Linked DNA regions of Homo sapiens: region 2 is linked to region 1. A link is a contact called in ENCODE Hi-C or POLR2A ChIA-PET data. All regions are on one chromosome and are shown on one strand. The core of a region is the stretch at or near the end of the contact, and the rest is flanking DNA. Distances in the headings are between cores, read along the strand shown.

What was found. Hi-C counts contacts between places; a loop is a spot of excess contacts on that map. ChIA-PET counts read pairs that join two places held with the same protein, here RNA polymerase II (POLR2A).
Region 2: a loop to region 1 is called in a map of gastrocnemius medialis, with 6 times the contacts of the local background. The contact joins the promoter of ABHD2 here to the enhancer-like site in region 1. A Hi-C loop is called at or near these places in 1 of 168 maps with a recorded cell type or tissue (gastrocnemius medialis). POLR2A ChIA-PET finds 5 or more read pairs at or near these places in 1 of 52 experiments (Caco-2).

Annotation. Positions count from the first base shown.
Region 1 is chr15:88,702,879-88,708,731 of GRCh38, reverse strand. No RefSeq gene overlaps it. Among named protein-coding and RNA genes, the nearest start is that of ISG20, 67 kb to the right of the region's middle. Within about 2 kb of position 3,436, at least 5 of the 41 ENCODE cell types and tissues checked have a DNase peak (open chromatin) inside an H3K27ac peak, as active enhancers do.
Region 2 is chr15:89,085,707-89,091,559 of GRCh38, reverse strand. ABHD2 (abhydrolase domain containing 2, acylglycerol lipase) reads right to left here and starts at 3,104. Exons shown (of 11, transcript NM_152924.5): 1 at 2,997-3,104. LOC124903573 reads left to right here. Exons shown (of 7, transcript XM_047433432.1): 4 at 277-425; 5 at 2,628-2,725; 6 at 2,874-3,492; 7 at 3,619-3,999. The coding sequence ends at 3,833. RefSeq lists enhancers at 2,445-2,964, 2,906-3,085, 3,696-4,341.

The sequences.
Region 1 (5,853 bases), core at 2,187-4,686:
TTCCCCCAGGGGCCTGAGAATCGCACAAAGCCCAGAGAACAGTGGACAACAGAAACAGGGCTTTGGTTTCCCATTCATAACTCCCCCAAAATCAGAGGCTGCCGGCTGCACTTTCTGGTCTGCAGGCAGCATTAGGTGGCTCCCTGGGACTGGTGACAAGAAGCCAGCTCTCCAGTGTGAAGAACGGGCTCAGACTCAGATTGCAGAAACATCTGGCTCTCCTGGAGAAAGCACAGGAAACAGCTCAGGATGGGAGGGTCCTGGGATTGCCCTGGAACTTCCTGTGGGCAAAGGGGCAGAGGCCAGAGGACCAGGCTGGTATGAGTCGGGAGTGACTGTGGCTGATTCCAAATGAAACCTCAGGGACATTGGTTAATGTTCAGACCAGGGCAGAGGTAGAAGTGCCCAGGGGAATGCAGACTCCTCTCCTGCCACATGTGAAAGGCAAGAATGTGGACCATCTCCCCCCCAGCTCGATGCTGATCCAGGTCAACCAGCAAGGGACAGAATGCGTGGTGCTCCAAGCCTCAAGCCCTACCCTGCCTGCAGTCAAGCTGTGCCCCTGTCCATGGAGAGCCTGGCCCTCTGTGGACTTATGTCTCATGCAGGCCACCTCATTACTCAGCCAGCTCTCCTTCCACCTTTGCCCCAGTTGTCCTTTGGGGACCTTTGGGGATCAAATTTTCTAGGCTGGGTGGTGATAACTTGACAGCTCAGGGATAATATGCTGGGCCAGAAGTTTTCCGTCTTGAGAATCCAACATCAGAATCACCCGGATGGCTTTTAAAATGGCCAACTAACATGAAAAAATGCTCAACATCATGAATCATCAGGGAAATGCAAATTAAAACCACAATGAGATATCGTCTTATCCCAGCCAGAATGGTCAATATTAAAAAGTCAGAAAACAATAGATATTGGCATGGATGTGCTGAAAAGGGAACATCTATACACTGCAGGTGCGAATTAAATCAGTACAAAACCTTTGAAAAATAGTATGGAGGATTCTTAAAGAAATAAAAGTGGACCTACCATTTGATCCAGCAATCCCACCACTGGGTACCTACCCAAAGGAAAAGAAGTCATTATATCAAAAAGACACCTGCACACATATGTTTATTGCAGCACAATTCGCAATTGCAAATATATGGAACCAACCTAAGTGCCCATCAACCAATAAGTGGGTATACACATATACACTATGGAATACTATTCAGCCACAAAAAGGAATGAAATAGTGTCTTTTGCAGCAACTCGGATGGAACTGGAGGCCATTATTCTAAGTGAGGTAATTCAGGAACGGAAAACTGAACACCATGTGTTCTCACAGGTGGGAACGGAGCTATGGGTATGCAAAGGCATACAGAATGGTATAATGGACTTTAGAGATTCAGAAGAGGGAGCGTGGTAGGGGACGTGGGATTAAAAAACTATATACTGTCCATTTTGGGTGTGTTGTACAAAATAATTTTTTAAAAAACTACATATTGGGTACAACGTATACTATTTGGGTGAGGGGTGCACTAAAATCTCAGACTTCACCACTAAGAAGTCCATCCATGTAACAAAAACCACATGGACCCCAAATGCTATTGACATTTTTTTAAATTAAAAAATAAAAATAGGCTGGGTGCAGTGGCTCACACCTGTAATCCTAGCACTTTGGGAGGCTGAGGCGGGCAGATCATCTGAGATCAGGAGTTTGAGACCGGCCTGGCCAACATGGTGAAACCCTGTCTGTACTAAAAATACAAAATTAGCTGGGCATGGTGGCGCATGCCTGTAATCCCAGCTACTCAGGAGGCTGAGGCAGGAGAATGGTTTGAACCCGAGAGGCGGAGGTTGCAATGAGCCGAGATCACACCACTGCACTACAGCCTGGGTGACAAGAGCAAAACTCCATCTAAAAAATAAATAAATATAAGTAAGTAAGTAAATAAATAAATAAAAGGGCTCCACCCCCATAGTTTCTGACTTGGTAAGCCTGGCCTGGGGCCTAAGAATCTGAATTTCTACTAAATCCCCAGGAGATGCAGATGCTGCTGGTTCAAGTAACTGCACTCTGAGACCCATGTGTAGGTACGACCGGATGAGGCAGGGACAGCTGCAGCTAACATAGCCAGAAACGGCCTCCCTGAGGAGGCAACATTCAGCTCCGACCTGAACGACAAGAAGGAGCCAGCTGTGCAAAGTCTAGGAGTTCCTAAACTCTTCTGGGCCTGGGGTGCTAGGGCAGTCTGGTGAAGCCTATGCATCCCTTCCCAGAAGGATGTTTGTAATTGCATTAAATTAATATACATGGGGTTACACAGGAAAATCATTATCTTGAAACCCAGCTCAACCCATGGAACCCCTGGTTAAAAAACAAAAACAAAAACAAAAAAAACCTGGGAAAAGAGTATTTGAGGAAGAGGGAATGGTAAGTGTGAAGTCCCTGGGTTGGGTGAATTCGGCAGGTTGGGGGAAAAGATGCTCAATGCGTGGAGCGAGTGAAGCAGAGGCTAGGTCCTGCGGTGCTTGTGCTTTGGGGATGGCTCTAGTCTATATTCCCAGTGTGCTGAACACCAACAAGGCTTTCAAATCTGCTTACAGATCTGCTTACCACGCCATCGGGGCAGGGTGGTGAGCAGATTCGTATTCTAAACCATCACTGTGGCTGCTGGATGGAGAATGGGATGTTAGGGGGACAAGAAGGGAGGCAGGAGACCCTTGGGAGCTACTGCAGGCCTCCAGGGCATACACATAGGATGCGATCTTCGACGCAGGGCAGGGAGAGGATCCTTCGGGGCCAAGAGGGACCTTGGAGGTGTAAACTGAGTGAAGTACCTATGTATTGGACACAGGCAACGGAGGACGGGTATTTGGGGTTAGTGTCTACTGCTGACTCTGTTACTAATTCACCACGGGCCCTAGGCTCAATCGCTCCCTGTCTCAGGTTCTCAGGCTCTAGTGGGTAAAAGGAAGGCTTGGACTAAGCTCCCACAGTGAGAGTCGAGAGAGTTCAGTGCAGGCCCCGCGAACCCTCTGGCTGGAAGTGCTGTTTGCCCGGGAAGCATGATGATGCCCACCGCCGCGGGCGCCCGAGTGGCTGCCCAGTCCGGTCTGCAGGCCTCGTCGCCTGCGGAGGGGGCGGCGTGGGGACCAAGCGGCCGCAGCGAGGCGGCAAGGCGCCTGGGTCCCGCTGCCAGCGGCCGGGGTAAATGAGAGCCCGAGGGAGCCCGGGCGGCGCGCGGCGGGCGGGATTGGCGCCCGATCCAGTCCCTCCCCTCCCCTCTCCTCTCCTCCCCTCCCCTCCTCTCCCCACCCTTTGCCTCCTCTTCCCTTCCCACCCCTCCCTTCCCTTTGCGTCTCCTCCTCTCCTCTCCCTTTTCTTCTCCTCCTCCTTCCTCATCTCCTGCCCCGCACCCCGCTCCTCTTGGCAGAACTGCTGGAAAAAAGGGCCGGGCAGAGGGGCAGACGGCGGCGGGCCGGCTCCGCGCCGCCAGCCCGGGCAGCGAACACTCAGGAGGAAAAGCTGCGCCCCCGTCAGCCTCCCCGCCCCTGCTGTGGGGTCCAGGGCCCCGACGCCCGGTGGAGGGGGCTCCCCACACCCACTGGACACCTGTTGGCCCCCTGCAGGGAAAATGCTTTTTCCCTCTTCACTCCCACCGACCCTCAATCCATGCTGACCTCCCTGAAATGGCAGACCAGCGAGGGCCTCCGAGAGGTTTCGTTATTTAATCAACAAACTTTATTGAAAAACTGCTCCTCGCTGGCCCTATACGGGGTGGGCCCTGGGGACGACACCAGTTCGGACCCTGTTCCTGTCCTGGAAGAGCACCCAGTCTAGTGGTGGAGATACATATATAGGGGCATGAAATAAGCACCCACTGTTTGCCAGATCTTTGAAACACATTATCTATAATCCTTATGCTAAAGCCTCAAGTAGTAGTATCTCCATTTTACAGGTGAGGAGACAAAGACTATTCGCCATGGACTAAGATAATAGATGGATGAAATTTATATTCACAATATGTAAAACCCACAAGAGGTGACTATCTTAAAATACACAAGGATTCCTATAAACCCACCAAATGGCTACAATTTAAAAGACTGAAAGTATGAAATATTAATGAGGATGAGGAGCAACTGGAATTTTCATACGCTGCTGGTAGGAGTGTAAATTGGTACAGCCACTTTAGAAAAACGTTCAGTAGTGGAGATTAAAGCCAAACATTCAAAATTCCCGTGATGAACCAATTCCACTACCAACAGAATTGAGTGCTTATAGCCACCAAAAGACACGTTCAAACATGTTCATAGAAACTTTATTCATAATAACGCCAAACTGGAAACAACCCAAATGTCCATCAACAAGAAAAAGGGTAAATAAATTCCGCATAGGCATACAATGGAATATTACACAGCAGTGGAAAAGAATGACCTAGCACACAACCACCTAGATAAATCTGAAAGATGCCAGATATGAAAGAGAACTTACTGCATGATTCTGTTTATATACAGGTTTTTGAAAGCGAAACCAATCTAAGGTGTAGAGGTCAAAGTAGTAGTTGCCTTGAAAGGTAAATGGAGGGGACACAAGAGCCTTTGAGGGGCTGAAAAGCTCTAAATCTTAACCTGGGTGGAGATTACACAGGTGTGTCCATGTGTAAAAATAAATCAAGCTCCACAGTTAATATCTTGTGCAACATGTGTAGACTATACCTTAACTCAAACAAAGCAAAACCAAGAGCTTCTTCCAATCAACAAGGAAATGATAGGAAATACAAATGTGTAATGGGCAAAGGACACCCGTTGGCAATTTATAGAAAGAAAAGTCCTAATAGGTAGCAGGTATTTGAAAAGATCCCCAATCTCATTAGTAACTAGGCAAATATATATTGAACAAGATACTACTTGACATCCATCAGATTAGTAAAGCAGATGGTACCATGTGTTGGCCAGGGGATGTGGGAGATGGGGACTGGAGCACAGATGGGTGCTGGAAGCAGTTGGGCTAGCTGCCCTTGGTGATAAAGTGAGCGCACACCTTGGGACTCAGTTCCAACTCTCCGTGTTTGTACTGGCGAGCAAGGGGACCGGTACAAGGACATGTTCATGTGGTATTATTTATGGGAGTGCTGAGTTGAAGACAACCTTGATGTTAATCCGGGGAGGATTCAGTAAAATGTGGTAGGGTCACACTATGGGATACTGTGCAGCAGTCAGAAGCAACAAATTTCTAATGACATATGTGCATAGATGGATCTCTAAAACATAGAGACATGGCTGGACTTAGTGGCTCATGCCTATAATCCCAGCACTCTAGGAGGCCAAGGCGGGAGGATTGCTTGAGCCCAGGAATTGGTGACCAGCCTAGGAAATATGGTGAGACCCCCATCTCTACAAAAAGAAAAAATGTTTTTTAAAATTAGGTGAGCATGGTGATGTGCCTGTAGTCCCAGCTACTCAGAAGGCTGAAGCAAGAGAATCACTTGAACCTGGGAGGTCAAGGCTGCAGTGAGCTGTGATTGCATCACTGCACTACAGCCTGCATGACAGCACGAGACGCTGTTACACACACACACACACACACACCACCACCACCAGCACCAACGTAGAAACGTGGAACAAGTAAGTAACAGAACTAAATTGACAGCCTAGTACCATGTATGTAAGTTACGCCCATCACATACACACACCAGCTCTGTACATTTTTTAAAGATATGTGTATATGCAAAGGCATACATTAAATGTCTGAGTGTGTGCTTAAGAGAGGGAGATAGGAGATGAAGGAGAAAAACAAAGTAAAACAAAATATGATCCCATCATTCTACTTCAAGAGAGAAATGAAAATATATGTCTATACCTAGA
Region 2 (5,853 bases), core at 1,855-4,354, 380 kb before region 1:
TGGGTCCTGCCGGAGATTACCAGGAAAAGGCGTAAATGCTTAAAGCAACGAGTAACAGCAAATGAGAAGCTCATCCACCAAAATACTGAGAAAAGAGAGTGAGAAAGAGAGAAAGGGGCCCATATTAATACACAAGCAAAGAAATGAAAACTATTATTCTAAAATGGCTGATCTCTAGAACAGCTTAAACAAAAACCGAAATTCAGAATCAACTCAAGAAAAATAAAGCATGAGAAGGTGCCATTTAATGAAGTGATAATCTTTGGTTCAATCTAGAAAACAAGTAAAAACAGAAGAGAAAATCAAAGGTGACTGGATTCCTGCAAAAAATGAAAGTGGCAGGCATCTTTTCATCAAAAGGGAATTGGCTGGCACACTGAGAGTGCCTATTTGTCAGACCCACGCAGGCGATAAAGGAAATGAAGGTGAGAGTAAAAAGGGAAAAAAGTGAACGACCCTGACTAAAATGAGAGGAAAAAGACCATTCCCTTGTACTTGCCATCTGGTTTATTTCAAGCTTTGGAAAAGAACAGGAAAAACACAGATAAACCAGTGAACCAGCTAGATTGCCAGCACGGATCAGTCACACACTTTTGCTTCTGCCAGGCCAGGCAGGCGCTGCTGGTGCTCCCCCTATTCGAATGACTAAGTAACTTCCTTAAATGCAGTTGACACATGATCCCTGAACTTCCGAAAAGCACTTAATACAGTGGCTCATAAAATCTTAATCTAAAAATGTTCATCCATTTAGAATCAAGCTGCATCACACTCATCGCTTGGGAGGAGGGCTGAAGAGAGGGAATACATATTTGGAAGGACACCATGGACACGGGTATCATCCAGGACTTTACCATTTCGAGGGATTCCCACCCCTCACTGCCTGCTTTTAACGATAATTTTAAAGGGTTCAGAGCCTAAGAAGAATGTAACTGCAAGGGGGAACTAACATAGAAACTAAATTACCTGAATCACAAAAATAAGTAAGGTATAAAATGCAACGTGACTTGGAAACCCCTTGCAGCTGTCTGTGTTAAAATGAAATCTGGAATATGTTAAATGAATTTGGGGGTGGGGGGAAGGGGACTGGGGGAAAAATTAGCTCTTGATAGAGTATTGGGTGGTGGATATGAAGAAAAATGTACAAAAAGGCAACAGAATATCATATCTAGCAAATCTATTGTGCTTACCCTGTGCCAGGTACTGTTCTAAATGCTTCAGATGTAGTAACTCCATGCACTTCTCAAAACAATCTTCTAACATAAGTATCATTATTATTTCTGTTTTAGAGGTGAGGAAACAGAGGCACAGAGAAGTTAAGTAGCTTGCCCAAGGTTGTACAGCCAGTAAGAGGCAGGGCTGGGATTCAAATCCAGGCACTCAGGCACCAAAATCTGTCCTCCTAACCTCTCTGGACTCCCCTAGAACTTAAAACACTGAGAATGGGCAAACTAAGCTTGGAGTGAAATAAGTCATGCACTGGCTAGATCTAAATACAGTCAAGAGATCAACCCTTAGTCATGGGCCTGTGATGACCAACCAGCCCTGTGACCACCCCAGGCCTCAGTTTCCTCACCTGTGCATTGAGGAGACTGAATGAGAGTCCACCTAATTAGACTTAGATAGAGATGAGCTCTATCTAAGGTGCCTTCAGCTCTAAAATGTCACAGTCCGTGCTGACTACCAGCTGTATATGGACTGCTTTCTGACTAGATGTTCAAAGATTAATTCATCCTAAAACACACAGCAAGGTGTGTTAAGATTCTTTCTCTGCCTCCTGACCTTTAGATTATTATGTTCTCTCTATTCCGGCAAATGACAGAGGGTAGTGAAGGATTTCTCTTTTGGACTCTGCTTAATGTGGCTGTAAGGAAACGGCCTTCGAAAAGCTCTGGGCACAGATCTTGTTGACTCTGCCAAACCTGCAGTCTCTCCAGGTCCCTCTGTGGAGCCTGTTCTTGGAACATGCCTTTGGATTTGGTTACTGGAATGCAGGTGAAACTGACAAACTGGAGGTCCAGCAACCAAAAAAGAGAGATTGGGAAGATTAAGAGAGCGGTCCATGGTAGTTCAAATACAAGGAGTTTCACAGTGGCTAAATAAACCTCTATCTTTTTGTATAATCCAGTCTCTTTGCTAACACCCACTCTTGAGAGCTGAAACCTCAAAATTCATTATGGGTGAATTCAACAGCCACTTGGAACCTAATGGACCCCCAGAAGTACTCTTCTCAAGCTAGGCATCAAAGGCCACTTAGAGTGCATTTGTGGGTAGAGAAGGCCCTTACAGATGGGTCATGCAGTCCTCCCTTGGGAGTCCTAAGCATCCGACACAGGTGGCTGTCATCAGGCCACTGCTTGGACATCGCCAAGGTCGAGGCGCTAGCTGCCCGGCCTGGCAGGCAGCCTCCTGCGCTGCTGGACAGCTCTAGCTGTGGGAAAAGCTCACGAAGGGCCTAGAACAGTGCCGGTCGCGGGGCCGAACTCGGTAAATGTGCTTCCAAGTGGGTCAAAAGCTGCCTTTCTAGAACTTAAACCCACTGGTCCTGCGTGAGCCCCTGGAGCCCCGAAACACAGAGGCCTCTCGGGTATCTCGGGCTGTAATCAGGCCCCTCGGCCCTCTCCTTCCAGGTGCGGATCCCGGACCTTCTTCGCCGAGCCTGAACCGGCAGACCCCTCCCCAGGCCCCTGAAGACCCAGGAGTGAGCACCAATGGGGGAAAGGCCGCGGTCGGGGTTGTCCCCAACCTCGGTTCCTCGGGCAGAAGGGGACAAAGGGCCTCAGGAAGGCGTATCCCCCGCCGCGATCTGGGCTGTCCCCACCACTGGGCAAGCCAGCCCCTGGGACCCCCACGGCGCCAGATGACAGGCCCCCCAGGATCCCCTCAGGCTGCGGCGTGATGGGCCGAGCTACGCCGGGGACCTCGGGGCTCGGAGATTCGGTTCGACGGGTCCGGGGTGCGATCCCCGCTCCGCGGAGCTCGCTCGGCCGTGGCTTTACCTGCGTGTGATTGACTACAGGTGCTCAGCTCGCCCCCAGTCTGGTTCCTGCAGCTCCCCGGCTGCCAGCGGCGCTCATGGATATACAGCCGGAACCCCTGGCCAGTGCAGCTCCCGCCGCTACCGGCCCCGCCCAAGTAACTGCCGCCACGCCCCTGACGACCGCTTCTGCCACGCCCCTAACCACGGAAACCGCTTGTTCATTGGGCAGTTCAGCCGCTTCTCCACTTGCCCCGCGCGCTCATTGCGTCTAGGAGGGGATCCATTGATCAGCGAAGCTGTTCCTCAGAGTGGAGGCGGGATTCTTAGGGGAGAGCTCCTCAGCAATTGGTTACATTTGACGGCTTTAGTCCAGGGACCCAGACGCTACTGGATAAGGCCAGCCCGGAGTGGGCGGGGAAAGGGGAGGAGGGCTAGAAGGTGGGTCGTGTTTGATGTCGATGGGGGCGGGGTGAAGAGACGGGTAATTGTGACCGCAAACTGCTTTAGAGGGCTGGGTAAGGTCAGCTGTCGACTGGGCTCAGAGGAATGAGGTCGGCTGGTAGCTCAGCTGCTGGTAGCTCAGCTGGGGCTCTTATGGGTCCAGGCCGACTGACTGACTCACGTGTACTCAAATTTCGCAGGGGTGAAATTTGAGGTCATATCCCGGGAGAGAGGAAGAAGGGTCGTGAGTCACCGAACCCGAAGGAGAGGAAAAGATGTGGAGGCAGCGGTCTATGGCCTCTTCCAGCTCCGGACGGGGGATGGGGACGCTCTGGGCAATACGGGCCTCAGTTATTGTCCCACTGTCCTTTCAACCCTTAACCAACCCAGTTGGAGGCCGCCTGGAAGAATGTAGCCTTGGAACTAGGGCCTGGAATTGGGGCTCCTACCGGTTGTGTGGGCTTGGGCAAGTCACTTAACCTTCCCGCATGCTCCCTTCACTTGGCAACTGAGGGTAACAATAGTAGTTGATGAGAAGATTAAATAAACTCTGATAAATGCCAACAGTGGCTGGCACTCAACAGGCATTCAATCAAGGCTGATTCTTCCCCCATCACCCACTCACCTCATCCGGCTGGGAAACTAGGCCCATTTCTAAAATTCTATGAGCCTGAAACTGCTTTTGCAATGGCATGTCGTGTACCAAGAATAGAACACTTGAGCGACTTGAAATGCAACCCCTGTAGGGCAGACAAGGCCACCCTACCAAGGCCCCATAGGGCTCGGAGAGAGGGAGCAGGGGATGAAATGAGAGGAGCGATTTAGTCAGAGAAGGGAAGTGGCATTTGTTACCATGTAAATTTTTCCCAACATATTTCAGGTTGTGACAAGGAACAGTGGGCTGGCTCAAGTTTTATGGAGCGTAACCAAATAACATCCTTTGAAGGCTGATCAGCACCGGACCAGAAATCATTGCATGAGCTCTATCTGTCAGAGACCCCTGAAACCCATTCCCCATTCTGAAGGTGTAGACATCACAGAGTGTGGACAGAAATAGCTTCTCAGGCCTGAATGTAGCCCCAGACCCTTTGTGTCTGTCTTTGAAAGAACTCACAGCCATGGTACATCAGAGTGAAGGAGAAGAAAGAATCCTTTGCCATTGCTCTATTTTTCATTCAGTTGTCATGTTACCTTGAAAAAAAAAGGTTTCATCTCAGTGTTTATATATTCCTCTGTATTCTCTTTCATCTTGGAAAAGAAAAACCCAGGCTTCAGTAGCAAAGTCTCTTAGTGATGAACCCCATCGTCCTGACTCTGAGTTAAAACAGTTTGGACTTCCAAAAAAGAGCTTTAGATTATCACTAGATAAGTATATAAGGTAATGCATATGTTAACTAGCTTGGTGTAGCTATCCCACAATGTATACATGTATCAAAACATGGACCGGTACAGTGGCTCACGCCTGTAATCCAACATTTTGGGAAGCTGAGGCGGAGCCCAGGAGTCTGAGACCAACCTGGGCAACATAGTGAGACCCCGTCTCTACAAAAAATTTAAAATTTAGCCTGATGTGGTGGTGCATGCCTGTAGTCCCAGCTAGTGGGGAGGCTGAGGCAGGAGGGTTGTTTGAGCCCAGGAAGTTGAGGCTGCAGTGAGCTGTGATCGCACCACTGCACTCCAGCCTGGGCCACAGAGTGAGACCTTGTTTGACAAATAAACATAATAACATGATAAACATAAATAAGTAAAGCATGTTGTACATCATAAATATATACAAATTTTGTCAATTAAAAATTAATAATAATTTAAAAAATAGGCTGGGCACAGTGGCTCAAGCCTGTAATCCCAGCACTTTGGGAGGCCAAGGCAGGAGGATCACCTGAGGTCAGCAGTTCCAGACCAGCCTGGCCATCATGGTGAAACCCCATCTCTACTAAAAATACAAAATTAGCTGGGCATGGTGGCACACACCTGTAATCCCAGCTACTCAGGAGGCTGAGGCAGGATAATCGTTTGAACCCAGGAAGCAGAGGCTGCAGTGAGATTGCACCACTGCATTCCAGCTTGGATGACAGAGTGAGACTCTGTCTCAGAAAAAAAAAAACAAAAAAGATTTGTCACTAGTTTTGGAGGGGTGTGTACACATATCTATGTACACATTTGGTTCTGATCCACAGTTTTCTGGTTCTTGTCTTTAAACAGTGCTGCTTGGTAGCCATACACATGGCTGCATGCATGTTACGGAAATAGGCCCAGCCCAATACAGGTTTGCTTCTGCCTGTGTTTGCTAAGGGAAAGTGAGATGTCTTGTTAGGCCCTGAAAAGCATGAAGTGGCTCCTGAGATCCAGGATGATTTCTCCAACTTGATTCAGAGCCACAAAAAGCAGCTGTTAGGAGTAGATTGCAGATGGGCTCGCCATTGTGTAAATGGCTT